2 separate regions of the Homo sapiens genome follow, and region 2 is linked to region 1. Evidence: chromatin loops called from intact Hi-C (ENCODE). Cell type or tissue: endothelial cell of umbilical vein. All regions are shown on one strand.

Region 1 (8,000 bases):
TGTGCTCATTTATCTTTCTCAAATCCTTCACAGACTTAATGATGTTACTGACAAAACACTCAGACGAGGTCAGACTACTACAATTTCCGTAGCACATGCTTCTTGCTCACAAGTTTACAAGTTTGAAACTAGAGTGAGTTTTTAAAACCTGAAATTAAGATCGTCTCAGTGTTTAATACTTTTAGTAGCCTACCTCCCTCCCCCAGCAATTCATCTTAGCAAACATTCTTCAAAGCTAACATTCCCAGGAGCATGATGCAATTTGTAGCTGAGACATCCTGTGTGCGTGAGTAACAGCAATGGCCCTGACATCAGTGGCCCACAACAGCCATCTATACAGAGATGTTTGCTCTCTTTTTGCCTTCCTCTTCCCCTCTTCTGTAAGTAAATCATTACTCTTACCTTAAATAGCAAAAATATTAAGGACGTGTATATTGCTTAGTGTGGGTCTAAATTTCTGTTCCAATTTCAGTAGGGCCACATGCAGCAAGATCCTGGAAACCACCTCTGGCATGTGGCCAAGCTACTAGCAACACCATCAACCAACACCAAGGGTGCTTCCTCCTTGCTCTGCTCTACACAGCATGATTTCCGAATGGTTGTAACTGCTCTGTCGTGTGTTGGCACAGCATACCAACCACACTCCCTCAGCCTCCAGGGAGCCCCATGCACGTGTAGGCTCACGGTGACCCCGTGGGTTACCCACCTTCTCCATTAATCTCACTCTGAGCATTGATTTAGCTTTTCCTGATTTCACATCAGCTTGAGCCCTCAGTCACTACCATCAGCAACACCTCACCCCTTGCAACTTCTAAGACTGTCCTGCCCATGTGTGCCTTCCAGGTGTGTGAGATGCCTCAGCTTCACAGAACCAGAGGAAACCAACTGGAGTGGTTCGTGCTCATCTGCCTCTCACTTGTCAGCCCCAGAGGTCTTCACAGACATCCAGGTGCCCAAACTCAGCCTCTGCTGATAGCTCAGCCTGTATCTTCAAACACCCCATTAGCTTCATTATGCTCTATTCACCTCTAAGTAACTCAAGAGATAGGGCTGGGGTCCAAATTAGCCTTGAAGAAATAGAGAGTACCTGGGAGGAGATTTAGGAAGGGGTCCTCAGGGAGTTGTGAAACAGAATATTGTAATCAGATGAGAATTCCCAGGTCAGAGGGAGGAAATACCTCTACCTTGCCAAGGGTGGAGGAACACCTGGTTCCTCTGAAAGGACACTCACATCAGACTCAAATCCCAGAACAAACATCTGGTCTTTTCCTGAGCTCAGCAGTGTAGATCACATAGGCTCAGCTCCAAGGGGACCCCACTGGGCATCAAAATGGGATTTTGGTAAGCTTGGAGATTCTAGGGCCAGGTGGAATGAAGTTATGAGTCTCGGTTCCACCATCTACTCTCCACCAGTGCTTCAACTGCTTCACCTGAACCTGAGACTGGTAGTGCCTACTTCACAGAAATAACAAGGGAACATATGACAAGTCCAGAGCCAGCTTCTGGCTCAGAGTAAAACTGTTCAGGAAAAGCTTTGATTGCCTTGTTTTTTAGATTGTAAATGGAGTCTCAACCTCTAGAGTCATAGTATTACAAATGATCCTACAAATAAAATTTATCTGGATGCGTTTCAGGAAATAGATAAGGTTACCAGGAAGGAATATTTTATGTTAAAATTTACTTGCTTCTTGTCCACTCTAAACCTGGATCTGGGATGCCCCTACGAGTATAGGTAAAAGCGTTATTTCATACCCAAATCTAGGCTGTGCTGGTCTTCATGTTCATTGTGTTGAACCACCAGGCTTTTGACACGCTGGAAGAGATAAAGTCAGGTGGATTTTTAAAAAATTACATATATGCTACACTAATGTTTATTTTTGTGAACTAGAAAAACAACCTTGGAAAGCATCAATGAAAACATGTTACAAGTATCATCACATGTAAACAGAAAACTAGTCTTATACTTAATATTATTTAACAGCTAAAAGTGAGTAATGAATCTATCCCAAGCTGAAACACACCTGAAAGCTGTACACAGGTTATTTTATTCTCAGAGGACATCTCCCACATTTACTCTTGTAATCACATTGTTGTCAAATATCTATAAACATCAAACTTCAAGTAGAAATTTGTTTTGCAGAATGTATTCAATCATCTTGCATATACAACTACAACTCAGAAAGATAGCTAGGTTTGGTTATAAAGAATAGGGATTAAGAATTTGATAAAGAAAATGGGGCTGGGCACGGTGGCTCATGCCTGTAATCCCAGCACTTGGGGAGACCGAGGCGGGCAGATCACCTGAGGTCACGAGTTCGAGACCACCTTGGCCAACATGGCAAAACCCCATCTCTACTAGAAATACAAAAATTAGCCAGACGTGGTGGTGGGCGCCTATAGTCCCAGCTACTCAGGAGGGTGAGGCAGGAGAATCATTTGAACCCAGGAGGCAGAAGTTGCAGTGAGCCAAGATCGTGCCACTGTACTCCAGCCTGGGTGACAGAGCGAGGCTCCATCTCAAAAAAAAAAAAAAAAGAAAGAAAAAGAAAACAGAATTTCACATTATTCTGAAAGTGACTTGGGGCACATCCTTTTTTTAGTGTTTTTTAAACATTTTTATTACCACTAAATCTTCATTTCTACTTTATGGAAAGACGTGCAAAGAAAGAAGCAGGGAGTCATTCATTACCTTTATATCTTCCTTTTCAGCTGCTGATCTGCTGGACACTGAATTCTTAATCTCTGCAAAAGAAATAATTATCAGGATCTGCTGATGGGAGCTTTTGTTAAGAAGAACAACAACTACTAGCTGACAAGTGTAAATGAGTTGCCCAGGAGCCTTCTGCACAGAGATAGGTTTTTAGATTAGGCCTCTTAAAAATCAGCTCTCCACAGAGCAGAGTGTCTAATAACCCGACTGTCCATACTCTGGTATTATCTGTGTGGACTAAGATGGAAACAAGCCCAGGAGCTCTCACAGGAAATCCTGAAGGGGAAAAAATTATCATTAAATAAATAAATGCCCTTGATTCCAAAGGAAGGCTGCTCACTACCGCAAGTTCTTCAAAATAGCAGATTGTAAGGACGTGACTCGTACCCACCTGAGGAAATCCCACATGTCTATTTCCTCAAATACCACAGATTTCAATATGTTTTAAAAGAGCGTAATTCATTATATAAGAGGTCTGGCTTTTCCTTACACATCACTGAAGGTCAAGAACACCAGCATAGCCCTCAGCTCCAACCTCAGCCCCGGGCACACCGGGTGTCCTCTTTCTGAATAAAGGGTTTCCTGGAAACAGTAGTGGTCAGGATGTACTGGGATGAAGAAAAAAAAAAAAAAAAGGTTCACCCAAGGCAGCATTTTTATCTGTGGTTTAATTGATTGGTTCTGTTCCCAAATACTCAGTTGCCCTTAAACAAGAGCCGCTATTGTCGAAATAACCACCAAGAACAGGTTTGGGCCTGGGGAAAATTAAAGCACTCGATATCCCTAGCAAGGACATATGACTGAAAGTCTCTACCCCAGATTTGCATTAACATACAACATTGTGGGGTCTCACTCCTTTTCTGGAATCTCCACATCCCTTCCCCCACAGCCCTGCTTTATGCTAATCCTGGGGAAACGCCTGAAGTTTTCCAGCAGGTTCATTACCTAGACCTTCCCTATTCCGTTTTGTCACTCCTATTAATTTATCTAATGCCCCAAATCTGCAGGTGGATTTATTCAAGCTCTTCTCACTTCTGGGCAACAATGCTAGGAGTTATCATCCATGTTTATGCTTAGAAAATGTATAAGGTATTCATTTATATGGCTCTACATGACAAATCATAATAAAGATGACAAATTACAAGGATGGAGCTATAAGTAATAAGATCAGGATGGAGCAGAGAAACCAACAATCCTTGTCTTGTGTTTCTAAAAATCTGGACAACAATAACTTTGAATTTGCTTTGCAGAAAGCAAGTAATACTACATTTGCATGCCACAATAGTATATTGCTCTTGAATTTATAATGCATATTAGCTTCTATGATTAAACCAACAAGGAAATAACCAGCGAACAAAGTAATAACCCCAATTTTGTGTGGTCATGTCAACTGATCTCAGCAGGGAATGAGGACAAGATCATAGTGGACACCCAGCCCAGGCAGCTTGTGTACACAGCATCCCTGCCGGCCTTTAAATGCACATCCCACAGAAGGCCTCCAGGTGGCAGCAGAGTAACATTGCCAGAGGTAGGAATGTCAAAATGGGCTAATTTCACCCTTCAAGGACCTGCTTTCAAGTGCCAAAGTCCAAAACACATAGTTAAAATTAGCATTTTTGTCCCACTACATAGATGCAGAAAATTGATGTGAAGCACCTACCATGGTATTTGGCACATTATAAGTGTACAGTAGGGATTTGGTTTGGTTTTGAAACTCATATACTCAAACACTAAAAATTGGGATAAGTAGGAAAGAAACCACAAAGGCGTTAAAAAAAAAAAAAAAAAAAAGAAGGGAAGGATAACCTGGACCAGAGTTTCAACAGACACATCTGCACAGACATCAAGAGTCACACCCTTTTACTTTGCCTGTTTTAGGACATTCATTCCTTTAAAGTCATCTCAGCCATAAACTCTTAAATGATCATTATATTGCATTCCTAAAGAATTCTGTACATACAGCATTTATTCGGAAGAACAGTACACATTTTATCCAGATTGCTAATGGAAAAGGCAATCTCATCTGTTAGTGAAGTTTGCAGTTACAGAGGATGTGTTCACACCTGGTAGTGCATTTAGGTTCCAGCTTCCTTTCCCTTCTCAAAAGGCCAGTGAACTAGTTTTTATAGCTTGCCATGCCTACGTTTTTCCGTGTAGTCCAGTGCAATTTTTTTCACTTCAGAACAAGTACCACAAACTATATTAAAATATATGTCTTCATTAAAAATTGTACCTCATCATTTAAAAAATAACTTAAATGTAGAAAGTCTTTATCCAAAAATCATTTAAAAATATTAGTGATACTGTGCTGATTCCAGATAATAATGTATCTTTAATTAACCTAGAACTAAACAGAACCATATCTTAGAGCTTTCAAAGAATTTGGCATTCATTCTAATGGATTAATTAAATTGCTCTAGGAGAGTTTCTGTTAAATTAGTAGGATCCTTTTACACTAACCCACTGTACCACCAATTACACAGTGCAATCAAACCACTCATTGCTATAGCAACCTTTAGCAGATAATGGTATCAGTAACTCTACCTATTCTGTTTTAAAGGCCTATTAATCTTGCCCTCAAGCCCACCCAGAAGTAAGGATTACTCCTCTAAATCAGACTTGCCAAACTTGATAAACATGGTTTTTGTTATTGCCAAACTATAATGGAACAAGAGATAATCTCTAAGACTTATGTTTACTAGTGACACTGCACCAGTGAACAGGGTTAAGTCGCTGTAAGATTCATGCCAGTGTCTCATTAAGAAACAGATTCGCCTAAAAAACTCACCTCTATGCACATGTCTTACTGTCTTATTTTGCAAATGAGACCACAGAGTCTAGACTTAAGCAAATAAAAAAGCTTACAACCAAAAACACAGGATGCTCAGTATTCTGATTTTAATCACCATTTGGATGTGGCAGAAGAATCGTGGTCAGACGCAGCCAGACCACCAGTGTTGTCTTGTTAACAACCAAGTCCACCACTGGCTTACATCTACAGGGTAGTGTCAAAAGCACAGGTGGAAAACCAGGATCATGCTCTCAGTTTGCTCTGCCTGCCCCCACAAATGTCAGAAAAACACCCTGATGGTAGTGTTCATAGCAGCCTCTGTGCCTCTCTGGCATACATGGTGGGTAGTTCATAGTCTTTGAATGAATCTTTTTTTCTCAATAGGCTGTAAATTCTGGGAGAGCTGGGACCAGATCGATTTCCGCTCAACCCTTGTATCCCCAGCACCAAGCTGGGTGCTTTGCACTTAACAGGTGCTGAATAAATGCTTCTCATCTCCACCTACATCTGGTGGCCCAAAATATACATAGCTGACAAGATGTGGTGGATGGTTAGACAAGCTGTGGATCAGGACAGAGAAGGAAAAGTTGTTTACTTTTTAGAATTAACTAATTGAAACACTTCCAATACTGGCGCTATTTTATCACAACTTCTGAACTGCCAGATTCATAGACAGATGAATCCTTTTCTCCTTACTTCCTCCCACCCTTCCAGCTCTGTAAGTCCAAAAGCCAACCCTTTTCCTCTCCACTTAGTAAGTATTGCTGTTTCACTACTAACTACTGCACCTGCATGTGTTGCTACAATGTTTTATCCTAGTGTACAAATTCAATTCACAATGGCCAGAGAATTAAAATGGCAAAGGCACTTGAGAGACTACTTGCCACTCTTAATTCAGAGACTGTTGTCACACTTTGAAAGTTTGTTTCAATATCCCAGTTATTCCTTTTTTTTTTTTTTTCCTAAAAGTGGGACTACTAATAAGAACTTTCATTTTGCCTGCTCGGTATAAATATGGACTGGGAGCAACAATGAGGCACTTATTTACAGAAATATCAAAATGAGACTTATCAGTGAGTGAGAGCCCAACATTCCACTCAATTCAACAAGCTCCACTGGTCCCTACTGAGCAGCAGCTGGGGAGAAGAAACCAAGATGGAAGAAATCCTTGGCCTCAAGCAACTCCAAAATGTGCTCCTTGGCATATCATTTTTATATTTCTATTCTATATTGTTTCAGAAAGAATTTAAGACATCTTCTTTAAAATACAGGTTTTTTTTCATTTAAATTACTTGTGTTTCTTTTTTTAAAGACAAAAGTAATTATTTAAGACAGTGGAGAAGTCCCTCCTCTTACACAGTTTTTTTTGTCTGGAGGTTAACATATGATCCAATTCTGGCCAGAGTCTTAATAGAAACTTTCCTGGCACCTCTCCAAAAAAGGCTTCTATCACTAATAGAAAAAAAAAAAGTTGCAGGGCAAAAGGATCTTTTTCCATTGCTCTTTTTGTCTGAATAGAGTTCAATGAAGAAATGATTTTGGAGCCACAGTAGCCCTCTTGCAACACCAGACTGCTGCAGGCCATTCTCCATGGTGTGCCTACTCTTACTGTGAAAACTTTTCTACCGGATTATCTTTTGAAGGATGGTTTTGTGGCCAACAGTCTTGAAACCGAGAAATAGTGTTTCCCCTGGGGATGAAGGCAGATTTGTTTTCAGACCAGGGTAGTAAAGATAACAGCCTCTTCCAGTGCAAGGGTTGGGCAGGCTTGCTAGCAGTCTCCTTATAAGATTTGGGATTTCTTAGTTTGGGGTTCCTCAGCTGTGACACAAACTGAGTGTGTGTGCAGCATCTATCTGAGCTGCTCACAAGGCTCCTGGGGGACTTGCTGGGCAAGGAGAACCAATGTGAACATGAAGCCCATGCTGCAATAAAGTCTTTTGTATCAAAAAAATAAATAAAATAAATAAAAACTTGGAAAAAAAACTAAACAAAAAAATCAATATAACTACCATTAAATGTTGGTATATACTCCCCCATATATGTTTTTATGACAGCTTTATTAAGGTATAATTCATATACTATACAATTCACCCATTTAGAGTATACACTTCAATGGGTTTTAGTATATTGAGTTCTGCAACCATCACCATAATCAATTTTAGGATATTTTCATCACTCCAATGAGAAAACCCCACACGCATTAGCAATCGCTCCACATTTCTCCCCAACCACCTCACCATCCTCCTTCCACACCCCAGCCCAAGGCAACCACTAATCTATTTTCAGTCTCAACAGAATTGCCTATTCTGGATATTTCATATAAATTGAATTGCACAATATGTAGTCTTTTGAAACTGGATTCATGTAGCATAATGTTTTCAAGATTCACCCATGCCGTAGCATGTATTAGTACTTCATTCCTCTTTACTGCCAAATAGTATTCCATTAGATAGATAGGTAGATAGATAGATAGGAGGTATCTACTTTGTTTTGTTT
Region 2 (8,000 bases), 270 kb after region 1:
TATCTGACCGGAAAGTCATGATGGTGCTACCGCCCATAAAGACATCAAATGGAACTTGGCCTCCCATAGTTAGGACGTGTAATCAGGAGAGACCAGTTGATTCCCCTGAAGCCAGGCTACCACTAATCCATACGCCACACTGGACAAACACCCATCCTCTGAAATGCAGCAATAGAGCCAGCTCCACTTGAGGCCCTGAAAGACGTGTAGAGGGCTCCATTCCAGGCTTACTCAGGCCTCCTCTGCATGCCTACCACCAGTCTCCCTGGAAACTGCGTGGCTGCTCCTTGGCACCCCAAGCCAATCGTCTTGGCTCTCCTTGTAGGCCCGCCCTTGCCCTCAGGGCACACCACATCATTGACCTCTCTCCATTCACTCTTCTGATGAAAACTCACCCATCTTGCTTTCCCAGTGCCTCAGAGCCTTGCTGAGTGCCTCACTAACAAAGCTGACATCTCTATTGTCACATGTGAATGGCTGATACTAATTCCACGTTCTCCCTCTCATATTCGCACTTGTAGTATATCTGGAGCTTTTACTGATTCCAAATTTTAGGCCCCGCTCATCCAGTTCTGTTTTCTGGTGGAAAACAATGAGGTGGAGCTCTTGTTAAATATAGATTACCACGTTAAATATAGATTACCAGGCATCTTCCTGAATAGTCCAAATTTGGGTCGGGGCTCAGAAATTTAAGTGTTTTTTTTTTGAGACAAAGTCTCACTGTCACCCAGAATGGAATGCAGTGGCACAATCTCAGCTCACTTCAACCTCCACCTCCTGGGTTCAAGCGATTCTCCTGCCTCAGCCTCCCAAGCAGCTGGGATTACAAATGCCCACCACCATGCCTGGCTAATTTTTGTATTTTTCAGTAGAGATGGGGTTTCACCATGTTGGTCAGGCTGGTCTCAAACTCCCGACCTCAGGTGATCCGCCCACCTTGGCCTCCCAAAGTGCTGAGATTACAGGTGTGAGCCACCGTGCCTGGCCTATGCCAAGGGATTTTTATCTTCAGGGAAGATTAGGAAACACTGAAATTCTACTGTAATTCTGGTCATTTTACAGAAGAGGGCATGGAAGCCTGAAGAGTAGCAATAGCTTCCCCAAGGCTGCCCAGCTTCTCCTTGGCAGATCCAAGTCCAGCCAGAGGTTTGCTGACCCCCAGGGCAGTGACTGCCCTTCATCATACAATATCTGTTGAGGAAGAGGGAGGCTTTGATGCCGGACCTTTTTTTTTTTTTTTTTCCTGAGATGGAGTCTCGCTCTTGTTGCCCAGGCTGGAATGCAATGGCGCGATCTCGGCTCACTGCAACCTCTGCTTCCCAGGTTCAAGCGATTCTCCTGCCTCAGCCCCCCAAGTAGCTGGGATTACAGGAATGCACCACCACACCTGACTAATTTTGTATTTTCAGTAGAGATGGGGTTTCACCATGTTGACCAGGCTGGTCTCGAACTCCCTACCTCAGGTGATCCACCCGCCTTGGCCTCCCAAAATACTGGGATTACAGGCATGAACCACCGTACCTGGCCAGCAATGCTGGACCTTTAATCACTGTGTTGGAGGTGGGTGGAGAGAACTCTACAGCTAATCTTTGATGAGCTGGAAAAAAAAAAGAAAAATAATCCTGAACCATTTCTAAGTTTAGAAAGATTTTGTTTATTTTTCTTTGCTAGAGTTGGAGCCAGCAGTTCTGATGGTTTGGATTAGCTCTTAATATTCCTAGCCATTTGGGTGTTCAAATCAATGGTGCATTTCTGGGAACAGACTGTGCCATGCCTCTTATAATGCCTTGCACCCATGACTGTGGTCTAGCCTTGCTCCCATTTTGAAACAGGAAATTAGCAGGTCTGTGGGAAGTAGCAAGTGCTGCTTCCCTGTGCTTTTCCTGGGGATCTATGCTCTGGGCTTTGGATCAGGAGAGCCAGCTCCAATCTCCAGTGCCCTTGAATGAGTCACTTTATCCATCTGGGCCCCAGTTCCTTCATGTGTAAATTATGGTAATTGGACTAAATTAGGGTTCCAAAACTTTTCCCAAGAAGGACACCCCCGCTAAGGTGCTCAAGAGCTAAGTATGGAGTCACAGTAACAGAAGAATAAGGGCTGATATGCTGAAGAGGAGAGAGGAGCAAAAGAAGCCGAGCAGCTCTTGACATGAGACGTCGTGGAGCGGAAGGAGATGAGGCAGGGTCCTCCGCTGTCTGTTCCTCAAACCCAAGTGATGGATGGACCCCTTCATGTTCTTGAAAAGTTATTGCAGGCTCCAGCTCTCAACATGTTGCCATCATTTTCATTTCTATAATAATGTTATTTCAATATCTACAAATATAAAACATTGTATGAGCTCCATGATTGTAGATTACTGTCTCAGTCCATTTGGGCTGCTGTAACAAAATACTACAGATTGGGTAATGTGTAAGTAATAGTAATTTATTTCTCACAGTACTGGAGGCTGGAAGTCCAAGATCAGGGCCCCAGCAGCCTCGGTCTCTGGTGAGGGCTGCTCTGTGCTTCCAACATGGCGCCTTCTTGCTGCATCCTCACAGTGGAAGAGGGGAAGAGCGAGGCCGCTCTCTGCAGCCTTTTGTAAGGACGTTAATCCTGTTCACAAGGCTGGAGCCCTCATTGATCCTCATGACCTAATCACTACCAGAGGCTCCACCTTCTAAACCATCATCTTAGTCATTAGATTTTAGCATATGAATTTCATAGGGGCATATACATCCAAAACATAGCAATTACTGTGTAATTAAAGAAAAAAATTGAAACCAAATACCATGTAACTAATAAAATTCAAAATTTCAATGTTCAATTAATGTGATGGACATGTTTTGTAGAAACTAAATTGCTACTTTGGAGCTGATGACAGAAAAATACTAGGTCAAGTCTGGTCTTTATTTAGTCTGTTTCTCTATGGTGAGTTTCAAAATATAACTTATAAGAATGCCTGTTTCCATGCAAAACAGAAGTTCTAATACATTCCTGCCTTTGTTTATAACTTAGGAGAAAGAAACCTTTCACTTAACCAACACTGTGTAAGTGAGCAATACAGGTGTCACTTGGTAACTCTGCGAAGTCGTCTCTTTATTTAAAGATATTAATCTTTGTTACAGATAATTATCACAGTGAAGACAAAAATTTTAATTCTTACAGAGAATTTGCAGATTCTTGACATACTGTCCAAGAACTCTGAGAAATGTTGAGTTTCACAGGATAAACTAAATTTGCTTTTTTAGGAGATTTGGGTTCAAGTCGAGCCCTGTCTCTAACCAGCTATTGAAGTCTGGGCAAGTGTTCACATCTTTGGGCATCTGTTTTCTCATCTATAAAATGATCCTACGAATTCCACTTACCTCACAGGCTCTCTGAAAGTAAAGAGAGTCTGAAGGTACTTAAACAATCCTCACAGTGCTTACAAATGGAACACACAATCATAACGGCAGTGGCAAGTGGCTGGTGATTTATCTCCAAGTGCCTTAAAGTGTTCTGGTCAACCATCCCTGAGTAGCATGGGACAGGCATGAGTATCTTCTGGCCCTTCCAGACCTTGGGTCCACGATGCTCCGAGCAAGCAGCAAGGGTGGTGGTTATTGGCCCGTGTGCTGAAGATCTCAAATGAATGAGGGCCCATTCATTGCTCTCTGCTGCCCTCTTGAGTATAGAAATTGGCCTTGCACCAGATGGGGTCTCAGCAGTAAGTTAGGAGAGGCAGTACAAGCCTTCTGGGCAACCTCAGCTCAATTTCCTGACAACCCTTGTTCTGCGTGCCTGTGCGTGTGCGTGTGCGTGTGCGTGTGTGTGTGTGTGTGTGTGTGTGTGCATGTGCGCGCGCATGTGCATGTATCGGCCTCCGCCAAAAGATAGGTGAGTGAGGATTTGCACTTCAAGTATTCCCCATTTCTTAGCCCCAGTCCCTCCTCAGGATTCCACTGTCCCAACCTCACCCTTCAGGCTTTGTGTTAAGTTCCTCAACATTTGGAAGGAACTGTCTGTACAACTCCTCCCCCTCTCCTCTCTTGGTTGTTAATGGCTTATTTAAGACAGATTTTGGGGCCCAGAGACCCCATAACGTTTTCTCATGTCTGCTGACCTGCAGTGGAATGACTTGCAGTTATATAATAGGCACTGGAGGAATAAATACATGTGCTATGGTTTGAATGTATCCCCCAAATTTCATGTGTTGGAAACATACTGTGATGCAGCAAGAAGGCACTCACCAGATGCTGGCCCCTTGGTATTGGACTTCCCAGCCTCCAGAACTATGAGAAATAAATTTCCTTTTTTAAAATAAATTACCCAGTCTGTGGTATTCTGTTATAGCAGTGGAAAATGGACTAAGACAACACGCTTTGTTCTACTTTTATGTCAATGTCACAGGTCTATTTTGATGTCTAATCCTATTTTTAGATCTAATTTCATTTTAATTATTAATGTTTGCATTAGATTTTTGGATACCCTTGAGGGCTATGATGCTAAATAAGCAATGACTTATTAAAAGTAGCTTTGTGGGCCGGGCAAGGTGGCTCATGCCTGTAATCCTACCACTTTGGGAGGCCGAGGCAGGTGGATCACGAAGTCAGGAGATCAAGACCATCCTGACTAACACGGTGAAACCTCGTCTCTACTAAAAATACAAAAAATTAGCCGGGCGTGGTGGCACACACCTGTAGTCCCAGCTACTTGGGAGGCTGAGGCAGGAGAATGGCTTGAACTTGGGAAGTGGAGGTTGCAGTGAGCCCAGATCCCGCCACTGCACTCCAGACTGGGCGACAGAGTGAGACTCCGCCTCAAAAAAACAAAACAAAACAAAACAAAATAAAAGTAGCTTTCTTTCTTTTTTGCCTCTCACAGCTTCATTATCCTTTAGACGAGAGAATTAATTTTCAAATGGATCACAAAAGGTGGGCAAGATGATCTAGTAGGATTAGAGGAGAAAATATTAGAATCTTTATTTTTACATTGTATATTTAATCTCATCCTTCTTAAATTTAAATTTTGAGTTAAATATTGTAAAACAATGTTTTACAATAATATGCATATTAGTGGACTAGTACAGGTATATAATCTATAAATAAATTGTGATGGAATGCTAATTTTATTTAATTATTATTATTATTATTTTTGAGACAGAGTGTTGCTCTGTTGCTCAGGCTGGAAGTGCAGTGGTACAATCTCGGCTCACTGCAACCTCCACCTCCCGGGTTCAAGCAACTCTCCTGCCTCAGCCTCCCCAGTAGCTGGGATTACAGGTGCATGCCACCACGCCCAGCTAATTTTTGTAATTTTAGTAGAGACGGAGTTTCATCATGTTGGCCAGACTGGTCTCAAACTCCTGACCTCAACTGAGCCACCCGCCTCGGCCTCCCAAAGTGCTGGGATTATAGGCGTGAAACACTGTGCCTGGCCAGAATGCTAATTTTATTTTATTTAGTTATTTTGTTACTGAAGGGATATAGAATCATAAAAGTTTGGAGACCTCTATTCTAAGACAGTAGCTGTCATCCTGCCTGTATTTCAGAATCACTAAGAGAGATTTTTAAATAAATTACATTATGCCTCACCCCATCCCAGACTCAGTGAACCCAACCTTCAGGAGTGAGGTATTGAATATGTGTATTTTCAACAAGCACTTTCTGATGATTCTGACACAAACCTCCTTGCTAAAAACCATATTGTTATCTAGAGCTAAGTAAGTTCACCAAGGGAAAAGCAGATATCTTTCTTGTTTACCTTTGTATCTATATATATAGCATAGTGCTTAACACAGAGTAAATGCTAGCTGAAGGAATGAATGAACAAATAAGCCACAACCCAGAGATAGCCTCTGACTGCCCCAGTCTTTGTTTTCATGCTTAGTGTTTTCATATAATTGTTTTACACATTCAAGAACCTTTTATATATAAAATTGGGTACCTTATTTTGATTGCTTTTAGTAAACAGTTGTTTAATATGTATTTTAGCATTATTTAGCATTTAACATTTCCTATTATCAATTATACTATTTTAAAAAATATTGGCTGGGCCCAGTGGCTCATACTTGTAATCCCAGCACTTTGGAAGGCCAAGTGGGAGAATCACTTGGGCCCAGGAGTTGGAGGCTGCAGTGAGCTGTGATCACACCACTGCACTGAATTCAGCCTGGGGAATGGAGCAGGACCCTATCTCCAAAAAAAAGTCTTTACGTCTAAAGCTTTCTTGTGTATATCCAATTATATGCTTAGAATAGAGCCTCAGAAGTAGGATTTCTAGGCCAGGTGTGGCGGCTCATACCTGTAATCCCAGCACTTTGGGAGACCAAGGTGGGTGATCACCTGAGGTCAGGAGTTCGAGACCAGCCTGGGCAACATGGTGAAACCCCATCTCTACTAAAAGTACAAAATTAGCCAGGTGTGGTGGCAGGCGCCTGTAATCCCAGCTACTCGGGAAGCTGAAGCAGGAGAATCACTTGAACCCAGGAGGCAGAGGTTGCAGTGAGCCGAAATCACACCCCTGCACTCCAGCCTGGGCAACAAGAGTGAAAATCTGTCTCAAAAAAAAAAAAAAAAAAAAAAAAAAGGGCCGGGTGCAGTGGCTTATGCCTGTAATCCCAGCACTTTGGGAAGCCAAGCTGGGCAGATCACGAGGTCAGGAGATTGAGACCATCCTGGCTAACATGGTGAAACCCCGTCTCTACTAAACATACAAAAAAATTAGCTGGGCGTGGCGGTGGGCGTCTGTGGTCCTAGCTACTCAGGAGGCTGAGGCAGGAAAATGGTGTGAACCTGGGAGGTGGAGGTTGCAGTGAGCCAAGATTGCGCCACTGCACTCCAGCCTGGGCGACTGAGCGAGACTCCGTCCCCCTCCTCCAAAAAAAGTAGGTTTTCTAAGTCAAAGAGTAAAAACTTTTATTTTCTTTTTCCCCTATGGCAATTTTTTTCTTTTCTTTTCTTTTCTTTTTTTCTGGGACAGGGTCTTACTCTGTCACCCAGGCTGGAGTGCAGTGGTGCAATCATGGCTCACTGCAGCCTTGACCTCCCAGTTTCAAGTAATACGCCCACCTCAACCTCCTGAGTAGCTAGGACCAGAGGTGCACACTACCATGACTGGCCAATTAAAAACAAAACAAAACAAACAAACAAACAAACAAACAAAACTTTTTGTAGAGACGGGGTCTCACCATGTTACCCAGGCTGATCTCAAACTCCTGGGTTCAAGTATCCTCCCACCTTGGCCTCCCAAAGTGCTGTGATTACAGGCAAGAGCCATTGTGACCAGCCGAGAGAGTAAGAACATTTTAAAGGCTGTAGCTACTGTGGGAAGAATAAATTAACATTGAACCCAGATCTGGTTCAAGGAGCAAGGCCTTGCTTGCAGGGTCCTTGTGGTCTGGCAGAGTGAGAATCTTCAGCAGGGATTTTTGGTGTGGCGAATAGACTTGGAGTGTCTGATTGCCTTCTTGTCCCTGTTTCTACCACTGACAGGCTGTGACACTTAAGATTCTTCAAGCCTAAGTTTCTTCACCAAGAATGTGAATATTCATAGCTATGTGACAGGGCTGCTAATTCTGAAGCACTATCCAATGGTAGAGCTAAAAGCATTTATTTGTATATTTGACATAGTTCCAAAGGAACAAAAGATTAGAGTCTAGAAGTGGCTCTTATGAAAAGACACCACTCCATCTCCCTTTTGTTAAAAAATACTGTTTACCCAAAAGGGGGTTTGAGTGCTAGTTCCTTAGGTGGGGGCCCAAGAGATCCCGCAACTCCAGACTCAGCCCCTGAGGGAGGTTCAGAGCTGTTTAGCAACTCTGGCCAATGGGTCACTTTGGAAATATCAAAGGTGGGTATCGTTGTTGGCAAAAGGTAGTGCTGCTGTAACTGACAAAAATAATCATGAGGCTGGGTGCAGTGGCTCATGCCAATAATTCCAACACTGAGAGGCTAAGGTGAGAAGATTGCTTGAGGCCAGGAGCTCAAAAGCAGCCTGGCAACATAATGAGGTCCTGTCTCTATTTAAAAAAATAAAT

The links. A loop is a pair of places that touch in the nucleus more often than their neighbours do. Peaks named below come from ENCODE experiments on the same cell type or tissue, not always from the same donor. Only the 100,000 strongest peaks of a DNase experiment are listed, where the experiment ranks them.
Region 2: a loop joins it to region 1, with 5 times the contacts of the local background. A loop is called at or near these places in 16 of 110 quality-filtered maps.

Annotation. Positions count from the first base shown.
Region 1 is chr5:73,789,144-73,797,143 of GRCh38, reverse strand. ARHGEF28 (Rho guanine nucleotide exchange factor 28) reads right to left here. Exons shown (of 36, transcript NM_001177693.2): 8 at 2,690-2,742; 9 at 1,753-1,813. Among named protein-coding and RNA genes, the nearest start is that of ARHGEF28, 170 kb to the right of the region's middle. RefSeq lists an enhancer at 1-1,103. In endothelial cell of umbilical vein, a CTCF peak has its summit at 4,229 (motif pointing right); DNase peaks (open chromatin) are centred at 403, 3,103, 4,243 and 6,923; H3K27ac peaks cover 2,583 bases.
Region 2 is chr5:73,515,514-73,523,513 of GRCh38, reverse strand. No RefSeq gene overlaps it. Among named protein-coding and RNA genes, the nearest start is that of BTF3, 21 kb to the right of the region's middle. RefSeq lists a silencer at 3,539-3,738. In endothelial cell of umbilical vein, a CTCF peak has its summit at 3,664 (motif pointing left); a DNase peak (open chromatin) is centred at 3,613.